4 separate regions of the Homo sapiens genome follow, and regions 1, 2 and 4 are each linked to region 3. Evidence: chromatin contacts called from ENCODE Hi-C or POLR2A ChIA-PET data. All regions are on one chromosome and are shown on one strand. Each heading gives the region's core, a stretch centred on a gene start or an enhancer-like site at or near the end of the contact. The rest is flanking DNA. Distances are from core to core; before and after follow the strand shown. Region 1 holds the start of ZNF330 (zinc finger protein 330). Region 2 holds the start of MAP9 (microtubule associated protein 9). Region 3 holds the start of TMEM184C (transmembrane protein 184C). Region 4 holds the start of ELMOD2 (ELMO domain containing 2).

Evidence for each region. Hi-C counts contacts between places; a loop is a spot of excess contacts on that map. ChIA-PET counts read pairs that join two places held with the same protein, here RNA polymerase II (POLR2A). Pooled maps may share reads with other maps.
Region 1: a loop to region 3 is called in a map of B cell, with 24 times the contacts of the local background. The contact joins the promoter of ZNF330 here to the promoter of TMEM184C in region 3. A Hi-C loop is called at or near these places in 3 of 168 maps with a recorded cell type or tissue (B cell, CD8-positive, alpha-beta T cell and naive thymus-derived CD4-positive, alpha-beta T cell) and 8 of 50 pooled maps.
Region 2: a loop to region 3 is called in a pooled map, with 28 times the contacts of the local background. The contact joins the promoter of MAP9 here to the promoter of TMEM184C in region 3. A Hi-C loop is called at or near these places in 6 of 50 pooled maps.
Region 4: a map of naive thymus-derived CD4-positive, alpha-beta T cell shows a loop between it and region 3 (24-fold over the local background). The contact joins the promoter of ELMOD2 here to the promoter of TMEM184C in region 3. A Hi-C loop is called at or near these places in 2 of 168 maps with a recorded cell type or tissue (both naive thymus-derived CD4-positive, alpha-beta T cell) and 5 of 50 pooled maps. POLR2A ChIA-PET finds 5 or more read pairs at or near these places in 1 of 52 experiments (activated T-cell).

The regions. Positions count from the first base shown.
Region 1 is chr4:141,219,639-141,222,338 of GRCh38, forward strand. It overlaps ZNF330 (zinc finger protein 330), which reads left to right and starts at 1,257. Exons shown (of 10, transcript NM_014487.6): 1 at 1,257-1,470. RefSeq lists enhancers at 1,042-1,548, 1,549-2,053.
Region 2 is chr4:155,375,699-155,378,398 of GRCh38, forward strand. It overlaps MAP9 (microtubule associated protein 9), which reads right to left and starts at 1,267. Exons shown (of 14, transcript NM_001039580.2): 1 at 1,073-1,267; 2 at 78-216. The coding sequence starts at 152. RefSeq lists an enhancer at 720-1,149.
Region 3 is chr4:147,616,111-147,618,810 of GRCh38, forward strand. It overlaps TMEM184C (transmembrane protein 184C), which reads left to right and starts at 1,287. Exons shown (of 10, transcript NM_018241.3): 1 at 1,287-1,969. The coding sequence starts at 1,847. It overlaps TMEM184C-DT (TMEM184C divergent transcript), which reads right to left and starts at 1,135. Exons shown (of 2, transcript NR_186679.1): 1 at 978-1,135. RefSeq lists enhancers at 1,507-1,626, 1,657-1,706.
Region 4 is chr4:140,522,903-140,525,602 of GRCh38, forward strand. It overlaps ELMOD2 (ELMO domain containing 2), which reads left to right and starts at 1,266. Exons shown (of 9, transcript NM_153702.4): 1 at 1,266-1,378; 2 at 2,518-2,668. The coding sequence starts at 2,527. RefSeq lists silencers at 968-1,317, 1,508-1,627.

The DNA of each region.
Region 1 (2,700 bases), core at 7-2,506, 6.4 Mb before region 3:
CAACTCTGAAGGGATATCCCAGATTCAAAACGAGGCCTTCACTGAGACGTCACTGCAGGTCAACTCTTCCCTCTGCTCAATCCTGCTTCCATTTCTCCTGCAGATGTTGTTCCCCAAAGCATTCCCTAACATACTCATTATACTCTTCTCTGACTCAGAGTATGCTTCCTGGGGAAGCCAACCTAAAACAGTTGGTGTCAGGAGTGGTTCAAGTTAGGCTAAGATGGGATTTATGATTCGAATCACAGGCCATGTGACTATCAATGAGGACCCCCTCGGTGGTAGGTGTAGGACACACAGACCTCGGCACAAGGTAACAGTGCAATAGTTACAACTTTCATCAGTAATGAAACTGGGGTGGTATTCTAACGTAACTGGGGTGGTATTCTAATTTATATACGAGTAGGTAAAATGTATCAGGCATTTGAGAACTATGAGGGAAATAGTAACCTTAATGACAGTGGCATTGACTGTTATTGCTAAGTAAAATTGATTCTTTGAAAATAGCAAAAGGCTGAGATGGTTAATTGGCTATCAAAATCTAAGAGTAAATTCCAGAAGGCCTCTTTGGTCCAAATAAAGAGGCTTTTATCTCCTGCAGGGGGAGGGCAGGAAAAGCACAGGAATAGGCCTGGTACTGAATCCTAAGTGCGGCAGAGCTCCGAAAGAGATTAGGAAACCCAGCTTGGTCGGCTATGCAAAGGTGGAGGTGCTTGATCGGAAGGAGATTCTGATGCAGGGGGAGGATCATCAGGTTTCAGTTAAAAGCAGGCAGATTACACATTAGAGGTAGAGAATGTGGGATGATTTGTTCACAAAGGAATGGAATCCAGAGGGCATAACAGAAATAAGAGACAGGGGAGGCTGGTACGGAAGTTCATCAGGCAACTGAAGGCACAGTTTGCGCAGCAACCAAGAAAAGGTGGGATGTGAGGCACGCAAGATGTAGAGGTGGGGAAAGGTTTCCAACAGAATTCAACATGAATTTGCTGTTTGAGTCAATTGATCCAGTACCAAGTCTGTGAGTTCATTTTCCTCTTCCTTTTAGATTTCTCCTTTTTCTAAAAAAGTAAAACTGAGGGGGCCTTCCCCTGCTTTCCCTCCTTCTGCTTCCCTATTTTCCCTCGCATTCCCTTCCTTTTCTGCAGATCCTCTGCTTAGGAATGGGGCATTGGCCCCCGCAGGAGTGGGCGGGGAAGGGGCGGAGCGAACAGAGGTGGGCGGCTCCCGTCCTATGACGTCAGCCGTAAGGCGCTGCTGTCGTAAAAGGACGTCCGGTCCGTCTCCTAGTGTCCGGAATCGGCTGTCAGCCTCCCTGGCTGTTAGTACCTTCTTTCCCGGAGTCCTGGTCCACGAGTTGGATTTACTGCTGTCGCGGGTGGGCCTCACGCCATTCCCTGTCCCTCGGCCCCCTGAGTGAGTCCGGTCTCCCGGCGAAAGTGAGCGAGGTTTGCCCGGAGCGCGCACGAGGTAGGGTGTCCCGCGGGCGGGTGACGGTTGCGGGTCCCCGTTGCGGGTCCCCGAGCCGCCTGGCACCTCCGCCGCTTCTCCCCTGGACGCCCCTCCGCCCCACTGGGTCCTCCAGCTCCAGGCTGGACTCCTAAAGCCGCAGTGCCCCGTGCCTGTTTCCTCATTTGGTGACACACGCAGTGCATGCAAGAAGTTGGAGTGTTACCGGAAAAGGGCTTGAACCCGTATAAGGCTGAGAAGAAGATTCACTCTTTTGAGCGTGCAGAACAAACTGGAGGGAAAAAAAAATGAGATTTAACTTTATCAGAGGATTCAGAGGATATCTCTGAGGACGCAGAAAGTTAATCCGCATGATCACCTCGTGATTATTTTCTGAGGTTCTTTGGCCAGGGCAGCACGCCCTCTAGATTTTGTCATTTTACATATTGGAATGGTGCCTTAGTGGTCTGGGCGTTACGTTACCGAAATAACCACCTATTAAATCTGGCTATTTTTCAGTTGCTACCGTACTGCTTACCACCTGTTTTGTTTTTTTTTTAATTGAGCATTCAGTTCAGAAAACTTCAGTTTAGAAAAATCTTGTATTTCAACTAAATGATGAAAATTAAACATACTCTTAAACGTAAATTTGAACCCCGTTAAAATTACATGCTCACTGCGTGTAGAGGGAAGAGCATTTGTTAAAGTCAGAGCAACTAATACCTTAAATATCTTCAGAATGTTTTGACTTTGTAGTTAATAAATAGTGTTATTTGTTGACTGTTAGATGTTTTGTTTACATATTACATAGGAAAAATTAAACTTGTTATACTTAAGGTGTTGGCAGCGTCAGGTCATCTGAATATATAGCTCAAAAAAGTGATATAAACTGGCTAAATAATGCTCTTATTAATGATTTTTTTGTTTTTGCTAATGATACATGATTCATTTGTTTTAATGAGGTGCAGAATACTTTATCATTGGAGAAACTTTTTTCTTAGTGGGAAAAGAAGACTAGTTTGTCTTTTAGGGTAAATTTTTTTGACGTTTACATTTTTAGAATCGTTAGTGCCAATAAATGCGTTAAGGATCACCCGCTTCATTTGGAATAATATGTGCTTAACGTTTCATAAGGCTTAGAATGTGCTTAACTATCGAAAGGATAGAGTTTAACATTTAACAAGAAAAAGGACACTTTGTTATACTATTTCTTAGTTTATTAAAATAGTAAATGCAGTCAGTCAATTATAT
Region 2 (2,700 bases), core at 17-2,516, 7.8 Mb after region 3:
TGTTCTAGAATCACCAATTTCAACCCATCTAATACAGTGTTTACACTGTGAAATGATTCCAAATAAAAATACTTTACCTGGAAAGTAGTTCTTTTGGTAACTTTTGGACTCTTTGTATATGCCAAAGTGGTGCTAAAAACTTCATCAGACATAGTGTATTTTTTCTCGTTACCTTTATAAAATAGCTAATTATTAGAATTCAACTTCTGATAGTAGCTGAAATATACAAAACAAATCAGACTTCGCATGCTTCAGAATTTATTTTATTACATTTGATTCTACTCTCCCCACAAAGGTCAAAGAAAAGCATCTGATATGAACATTGGGCTACATCTTCACTTAAAAAGGTTCTTGTAAAGAAATAGCAAATTCTCATAACAAGCTTGTTTAAAAAAATTCAAATGGAAGTTATCCTAAAATAGTTTTGCAACTACTTAAAAAGTCTGCAAATAAATGATTACAAGTTAATACGACAAAATGCTGCCAATTAAAATAGAACACCTTATTTTTCACCTCTCTTCTAAAGTATAACATTGCCTTCAAAATAAGTCACGTCTTATTTAAAAGGCCATCAAAAGGATCGTCGGCGTAAAAATTATGAGCACCACCACCAAAAAAAAAATGTATCTATATATTTGCATACAGCGCTATTCAAAGAAAAAGATCGTAATGCTAACCCGCAAACAGCCAGCGAGATGTATTGCAAGCCAATTTTTCCTCTCACAAAAGTGTTAAAGAGAGCCAGACAAAACGACGAAGCTTTCGCGATGAGCCGCATTAAAATCGCGGTTTCCCGTACTCGGAGCAGAGGCCTGGCAGGGCCGCCCATAGCGTTGTGCGCCCCGGGTTCCGTTCCCTACCAGGCCAGGTGACGTCCGGGTGCTCGCCGCTCCTCACCGCGCCGTATGCTGAGCACCAGCGAACGCCAGGCCCGTGCACGTCCAAGCGCGGTCTCTGTCCGGATCCCCCATGGCCCCCAGGTCCCGCTTTCTGTTCCCGGCCCCGGACGCCCGCGGCCAGTTCTCCGCGACCCTGAGAATCAAGAGCCAAGCATCGGGTAGGAGCTGCTCACCTTGGTCTGGGCCTGGCGGCGCCCGCAGAGCCGGTCCTGGACCGAGCGAGGAGGAGGGGCTAATAACAGAGGCGGAGGGCGGTTGCTAGGAAACAGCGTCTTCGGGAGGAAGTGACTTCCCCACCGCCGGGTCTCTCGGGTACCCAACACCGCTCTTCGGCCCAACGTGTCGCTGGGGCAACCACCCAGACGAAGGAAGTGACATCACCTTCCTGGGTCTTTGGAGAGGGGCTCATTATTGGTCGCTTGTGTGCATGTGCTGTTGCCTAGGAGACAGGACCCGCCCAACTCCCACCCAGATAGCCTTACTCTTGCCAATAGAGTAAGGGTCCTTATCTGCACGTGTTGCAAATAAAGCACATTCGTCGTTTTGCCACAGTTAGGACGTGAAGTTCTCTGAATCGAAGTACGGTGTCAGTGGATGGGACAGAATAGTACGGTAGTGAGTTTGCAGAACCCTGTTTCCGACTGCAGGTTTGAATCCTGGTACCCCTTTCCTACACACGTGATTGTCCCAAGTTAAGGTCTTTATGACTCAGTTTCTTCTTCTGGGGGAAAACAAAAGTGTACTAATAATAGACACCTGAAAGGTTGCTGTAAAATTGAATGAAATAATACAAGTGGAACACTTGGAAGAGTGCCTGGAATTGTATTCGATATTAGATATGCTCTTCATGCAACTAAGCCGCAAAGGGCCTGGAGAGACCTCAGCTCTTGTGGACACAACTGAAAGCCCATTTGACATCTTACTTGAATGTAAAACTCCCCCTCTTTGTATACTTAGTGAGTAATCTTATTCCAATCAAACCAAACAAAATGATCCACTAGGCTAAAAGAGCATGTGCTACTAAAGTAAACAAAATCAACATCATTTAATTCGCATAGGAAATTCTTAAAGCAAATAAAAACCAAAAACGTTTATTGAAAGTCTTTAAAATAATATGAATTTTTACTATTTTTAATTTTTAAAAAGCTTAATCCTAGTTGAATTATCTGAATGAATTCATTGACTAGTAATTAAACTCATACCTGGTATTTTTTCCACATCTCTAAAATATGTTAATATTTCACTAATTCAATTTTGTATAAACAAATCACATTGAGATAGAAATTTAATAAATCAATGTATTGAAAAACTAAATGTGCATAACAAGAAATAAGAAATTTAGTAAAATACAATGCTGTATTAATCAGGGTTCTCTAGATGGACAGAACTAATAGTATATATATATTATATTATATATATTATATAATATATTATATATATAATATATATTATATAATATATTATATATATATGTCCACTCATCTGTATCCATTTATGAAGCTGAAAATGTACACCACCTCTACACACACATACCCAGAATAGAAAATGCTCCCTATTTTCTATTAACTCATGGCACTACTGTTGAACCCTTCCAGGTTCACCTCATGCTCCTGGAACCTCCTTTCCACTGTAAAACATTCTCTCACTTTTTCCTCTATAATCGCATTCTTATCTTAGCTAAGCAAAACTATTTTCTGAATAAACTATCTCCCTGAGGGCTTTTCAAATAGGGACTGCTGTAGAAGGAAGATTTCTAAGTTCTCCTAGGTCCTCACATACTCAGTGACTGCTCTCCTATTAC
Region 3 (2,700 bases), core at 37-2,536:
ATCCGCCCACCTCCGCCTCCCAAACTGCTGGGATTACAGGCATGAGCCCCTGCACCCAGCCTTAATTTCCATTTTTAAAGTAAGCTTAGGAAGAACAAACATAAGGCCTATTTTTCCGGTAGAAAGTAGTTTGGGTCAGGTTGTAAAATACAAATGTTAACAACTGAGAAGTAGGCAGTGAAGTCAAGTCCAAACAGACGATACCAAAAAAGGGGCTCATAATATTCCTTAGGTGTCTCTGTGAGACTCCTGGGCTAGGTGTACTCAATGTTACAAGCCTCCTTATCCGTATGGTCATTAGGCGGAAATTCCCCAGGTGGCAGGTACTAGCAGGTCAAATGCTTAAATATAATGCCCTTTGGAGTCACAAAGACCAAGGTTGCTATCTCCACACTACCACTTAACTAGCTCAGTGAGCCTGGGCAAATTTATCAGCCACTTGACTTTTTTATCTGTAAAGTGGAAAAATGCCTACCTCTCAAAATTTTTGTGCAGAACAACTTACATAATGTAGGTAATGAACTTAGTACAGTGCCTGTCCCCCTGAAAATTACAATTACAATATAAAACGCATTTGTATATGTAATTGAGTAGTAGATATTTGTTTACTCTATTGGTTTAGCTAAAGGCTTTAAGCATATGAAACTCCTTTGTCAGATGGAATGTCAACTTTTTAAAACTTAAATGAGTGCAAATTTTTAACACAAGTTCCAAATGTAGAAGGGACATTCCCTATTTGCGGTTAATTCTAAAATGAAGCTACCTTTAGAATGATCCTTCTGTAGGATCCAGAAATAACCAAGCGGCCTAGCCCCTAGATTCTAGCAACTGACAGAAAACTAGGTGGAGGTTTCCCATTCTTCCTTGTCTTCTTACTCCAGCGGGCTTCTGTATCCACTCTAGATTGAATAGGGGATGTTTTGTGTAGAGATGGGCCTTCTCTCTTCCAGTCCAACTCTGAAGTAACCGCCCCTTACCCAAGCTTTCTTTAAACTGGAATAACGCCAGCAGAAGAATGTAGTAGGTGTGCTTCAAGTGTCCTCAAATAATTCCCGCAGCTTCCAGAATCCTTGCAATAGCCCGCTGGACCATCTGCGGCAATTCCACCCACTTCCACGCACCTGCTCTTCTTTCTAACCCCAGTACGCAATCCTGCAGCCCCGCCCCCACAGCTGACCAATCAGAGGGCGCAAAGTGAGTCGGATGGGGCGGGCCCAGTTTGGCGCTGACGACGAATCACCTGCCTCAGACAGCAGGGGCGGAAGCGGAAAAGAGCTGAAAGTCTTGGTTTGGCCTTGGGTTCCGCTGTAGGGGAGGTCCCGTGCGAAAGAATGAGGAGATCCTGGGGCCTTACCTACTAGCGGAATCGACTGAAGAGACGCCTGCCAGTGCGGGAGGTAGGAAGCTCGATCCCCAAAGAAAAGAGCGAGTGGGCAGGCAGCTGCGAGACAGAACCGGAGTGTGCAGGGTCCCTAGAGGCCGGTTCCTGGTCTGTGCTGCTCTCCTGGAAGCCATGGTACAGGCAGAGCTCAGGGCGATCCCCAGGTGAGGGCAGCGGCTCTGCCTGGGATTCCACCGCAGTACAACCGGGTAGATGCGGGGTGGAGAAGAAAGGATGTTGCCTGCACTGCTCGCCAATAGCACCCTGAGAGGCTACATTTGCAGAAGCAGCAGCAGCAGAAGACACAGCGCCGGTCCAGGAGGCGGCTCGAGCTGTTCGTAAAGTCGCCCGACAGCTTTTTCTCCGTAGTATGCGAGTTGACAAAACAGCCAGAGAACAGGGCTCCCCATTACAATCTTTTCGAGATCTTTTCCCTTGCTAACCGGATCTGATTTGTGCGAAAACATGCCTTGCACTTGTACCTGGAGGAACTGGAGACAGTGGATTCGACCTTTAGTAGCGGTCATCTACCTGGTGTCAATAGTGGTTGCGGTTCCCCTATGCGTGTGGGAATTACAGAAACTGGAGGTAAGAGGGTTCTGCACCATCAGCCTGTACACTTTCTTCTACCCATCTATGGTTGGGAAAGAGACACCCTTACCCCATTTCTGCCCTGACAGTCCTGAAAACCATCTAATGTAAACGAGCCTACTCTTAGGATATAAACCTGTCTAATTTCTTGTTCACGGTTCTTCAAGTCATGCTACAGGTGGAGGTGGGACCGGGTCGAGAAAATAGAATATATTAATATAGCTGCTTAGAAGGGCACTGTTTTGCAAGTATTCATCAGTTCCCTGAAAGTAAGGTAATTTTATTGCTGAAATCTGATCTGTTCAGACATTGGACGAAACTAGGTCAAATAAACTACCTTGAAAACCATGTATTGAATTTTATTAGCTTTTAACTAGCTTCTTGAATCAAAGCGTTCTAGTTGTTTTAACTTTGGTGTCTGTTTTTACTGTGGAAATTAGCTCTTACCCAACAAAGGTTTTGCAAAAAGTCCCTTATATATATTTTTTGATGTCATATGCTTATTGTGACATCAGTAATGTACTACAAGCTGGAAAACCCCAAGGTAAATAACTCAGATATAAATATTATATAATGAACTTTAAATTCGGAGTTAATAAAACCCACCAAGTACTTTTACAGAGGAACACCTATTACAAGAACTATAATAAGACCATGACTATTTTAGGCCCTTCTTTATTGTGGAAATGATTTTTACATAAACTGTATTTAATATACATTTGTGTTCT
Region 4 (2,700 bases), core at 16-2,515, 7.1 Mb before region 3:
GGGATGACGGCTTATGCACCCTGCACATGGCTAGTGTTCTACAATTAGTCCATTTTTTAAACGCTGGTTGAGATGTGGGAAAGTATGTATCACTTGCTTCAATTCAAGGAGTTGGAAGGAATATACATATATACACTTGCATATAATATTTTTGGAATTAGAAACAAGAAAGTAATACTGGTTGCTTCTGAGCAAGGTGACGGAGGTATCAGGAGTTTTGGGTGGATGGGGAAATTTGTTTTCAGTATCAGTTGTCCTTTGTATTTATATTCTACTCTCCCCCTTGCTCTTTCTCCTCCAGCCACCCCGGCCTTCTTGCTCTTCCTCCAACATTTCAAAAACCCTCCCAATTCAAGGTCTTTGCACTTGTCATTCTGGTGCCTGGATCACTCTCCCTCCAGATACTCCCACAGTAAACTCCCTTACTTCGTTCAATGAGGCCAAAATGCCACGTTAATAATGAGACTTCCTTGACCACACTGTATGCAATGACTTCCCCCACAGACTCCCCATTACCCCTTAGCTAACAACCCCTATACCCTTAACATTTAGTAGCATCTGACATATTAAATATTTGGCTGTTTGTTTCGTGTTTGACTGCCTTTTGGAACACTGCCTGTGCTAACAATCAACAAATACTTGTTGAATTAAGAAACTTACTGCTTGAGGTTTTTAAAAAGTAATCACGAAATTACTTTTTCAACAAAAACAACCAGTTAGGGAATAAACATTTGATAAATTAACTTTTAGACCTATAGTATTATAGGATAAAGTCCAAACTTCGTTTCTCAACACATGGACTTTCCTCATCTGCCACGTATTGGCCACAGTCAAGTAGCCGGTTCCCTTTTCTCGTGCATAAAGTGGAGTTATTCATAATTACTTCACAGAATTAAGATTCAATGCAGATGAAAGCGCTTTTGTAACTAAGGCACTATAAGTTACCGTAAGCACAGGGTTTCTTCCGCGCTTGGAGCCTAGGAATAGTACAAGGTGTCAACCCGCGCTAAGGACCTGAGGTTCAAGGAGGGAAAAGTCTCCAGCGCAGCGCTAGGAGGCGCTACTCCGGCGCGGGGCGGGGCTCCTGGCCGCCGTTGCCAGGGAAACCGTCTGGGCGTCCCTAGTATCTGAGCCCTCGCGCCTGGGCCACTCAGCTCGACCTCTCTCCAGCGTTAGCAATAGGTGGAGCGCGGGCCAATCGGAAGAGGCCGGAGGGGCGGGGCGGGCAGTGGCCCTGGGAAGGCGGGTCCGCGGCCTCGCTCCCTGACTTCCGGGTCGCGGTGCTTGAAGGGAGTGTTCCGTCGTTTCCGTTGCCGGCTGTTTGCAGTGGGGAAACCGAGGCAGCTCCTGCTCCCCCTAGTTCTTCCGCTCCTGTGAGGTGGCTGCTGTTTCTTTTCCTCTTGCCCCGGATGCCTCGGTGCGGCTGCACTGAGAGCGCGCGGGCTCGCGAGCCCCGCGGGGTTCTGCGGGAACCCGGGGGCGCCTGGGCCGGCGGGTCTTTGTGCGAGCCCTGCCCTCCCATTCGCGGGCGGCGCGCGAGGGGGGTCGGCGCAGAGACGCCCAGAGCCCTGGGGTGCTCAGGCGCCGCTACGCGTGCATCCCCTCTGCTCGGCAGTTCTGCGCTTTTGTCCTAATGAGCGCGGACTAGATGGCTTGATTTTCAAGATAATGATCAACCCAGCTGTGCTATGCGCTCTTTCTGCACTGACCTGCGGGTACTTCGAACTTCGACAGTCCCTCCTCAGGCCCTAGTCCAGAGGTGACGTGTCTGTGGGAATGTTTAAGGCAGGAAGGAGACGAGCAATTTTGTTTTTAAGTATCTCCCTCTCACTAGTATCTCCCTGACTTTTTCATTTAGAAGCTGAAGAATTTTCTTATGGCATAAGATATAGTTGTATCGAGTGTGTACTTAGCAAAACAAAAACTTGTTAGTATTTCTGCCCTTGACCTATTGAATGGAAAATCAAGAATGAGCTAAGGTGTTATATACTCAGTGTTCAACTTGTATACTTAAGTTTGTAGTGTTTTTATTTGCTGGCATCACCTGACTGGGACAGTTGTAACGAATTATCCACATGGGATAAGAAGAGTGTATTCTATAAAAACAACTCTGATGTTTTGGTATATATTTTAATTGTTGATTAGTTGGAGTCCTCTTGATCTTGAACTGTTGAGCCCCAGTTCTCAAAGAATGGGAAGTTAGGAAACTAAGATATGAAATACAATTATTTAGCAAAAAGTGCAAACCATTCTGTTACTCTTTCAAGCCATTGAATAGTTTGAGTACATTGTTTGAATTTTAGTTTTGAAAAAGTGATTAATTGGCCATTTGATCATCAATTAATAGCGGTATATATTACACCTGCCATTGTTTTTAAATGCCTAATTAAACTGTCAAAACAGACACAATGAAATGATAGATACATAATTTGAGATTTGATCAGTTGTATAAACTTTTTAAATTTTAAAATTCAGTTTAAGGTCATTAAGCTTGTCTTGTATGTTTCCCTCCTCCAGGAAAAAAAAATGTTTATTTCTTTGTGGGAGTTCTTCTATGGGCACTTTTTTCGATTTTGGATGAAATGGCTATTACGACAGATGACTGGGAAGTGTGAATTGCAGCGAATATTTGATACCTATGTAGGTGCACAAAGGACACACAGGATAGGTAATGTTATTCAAAAAGAAAAAGTACTAATA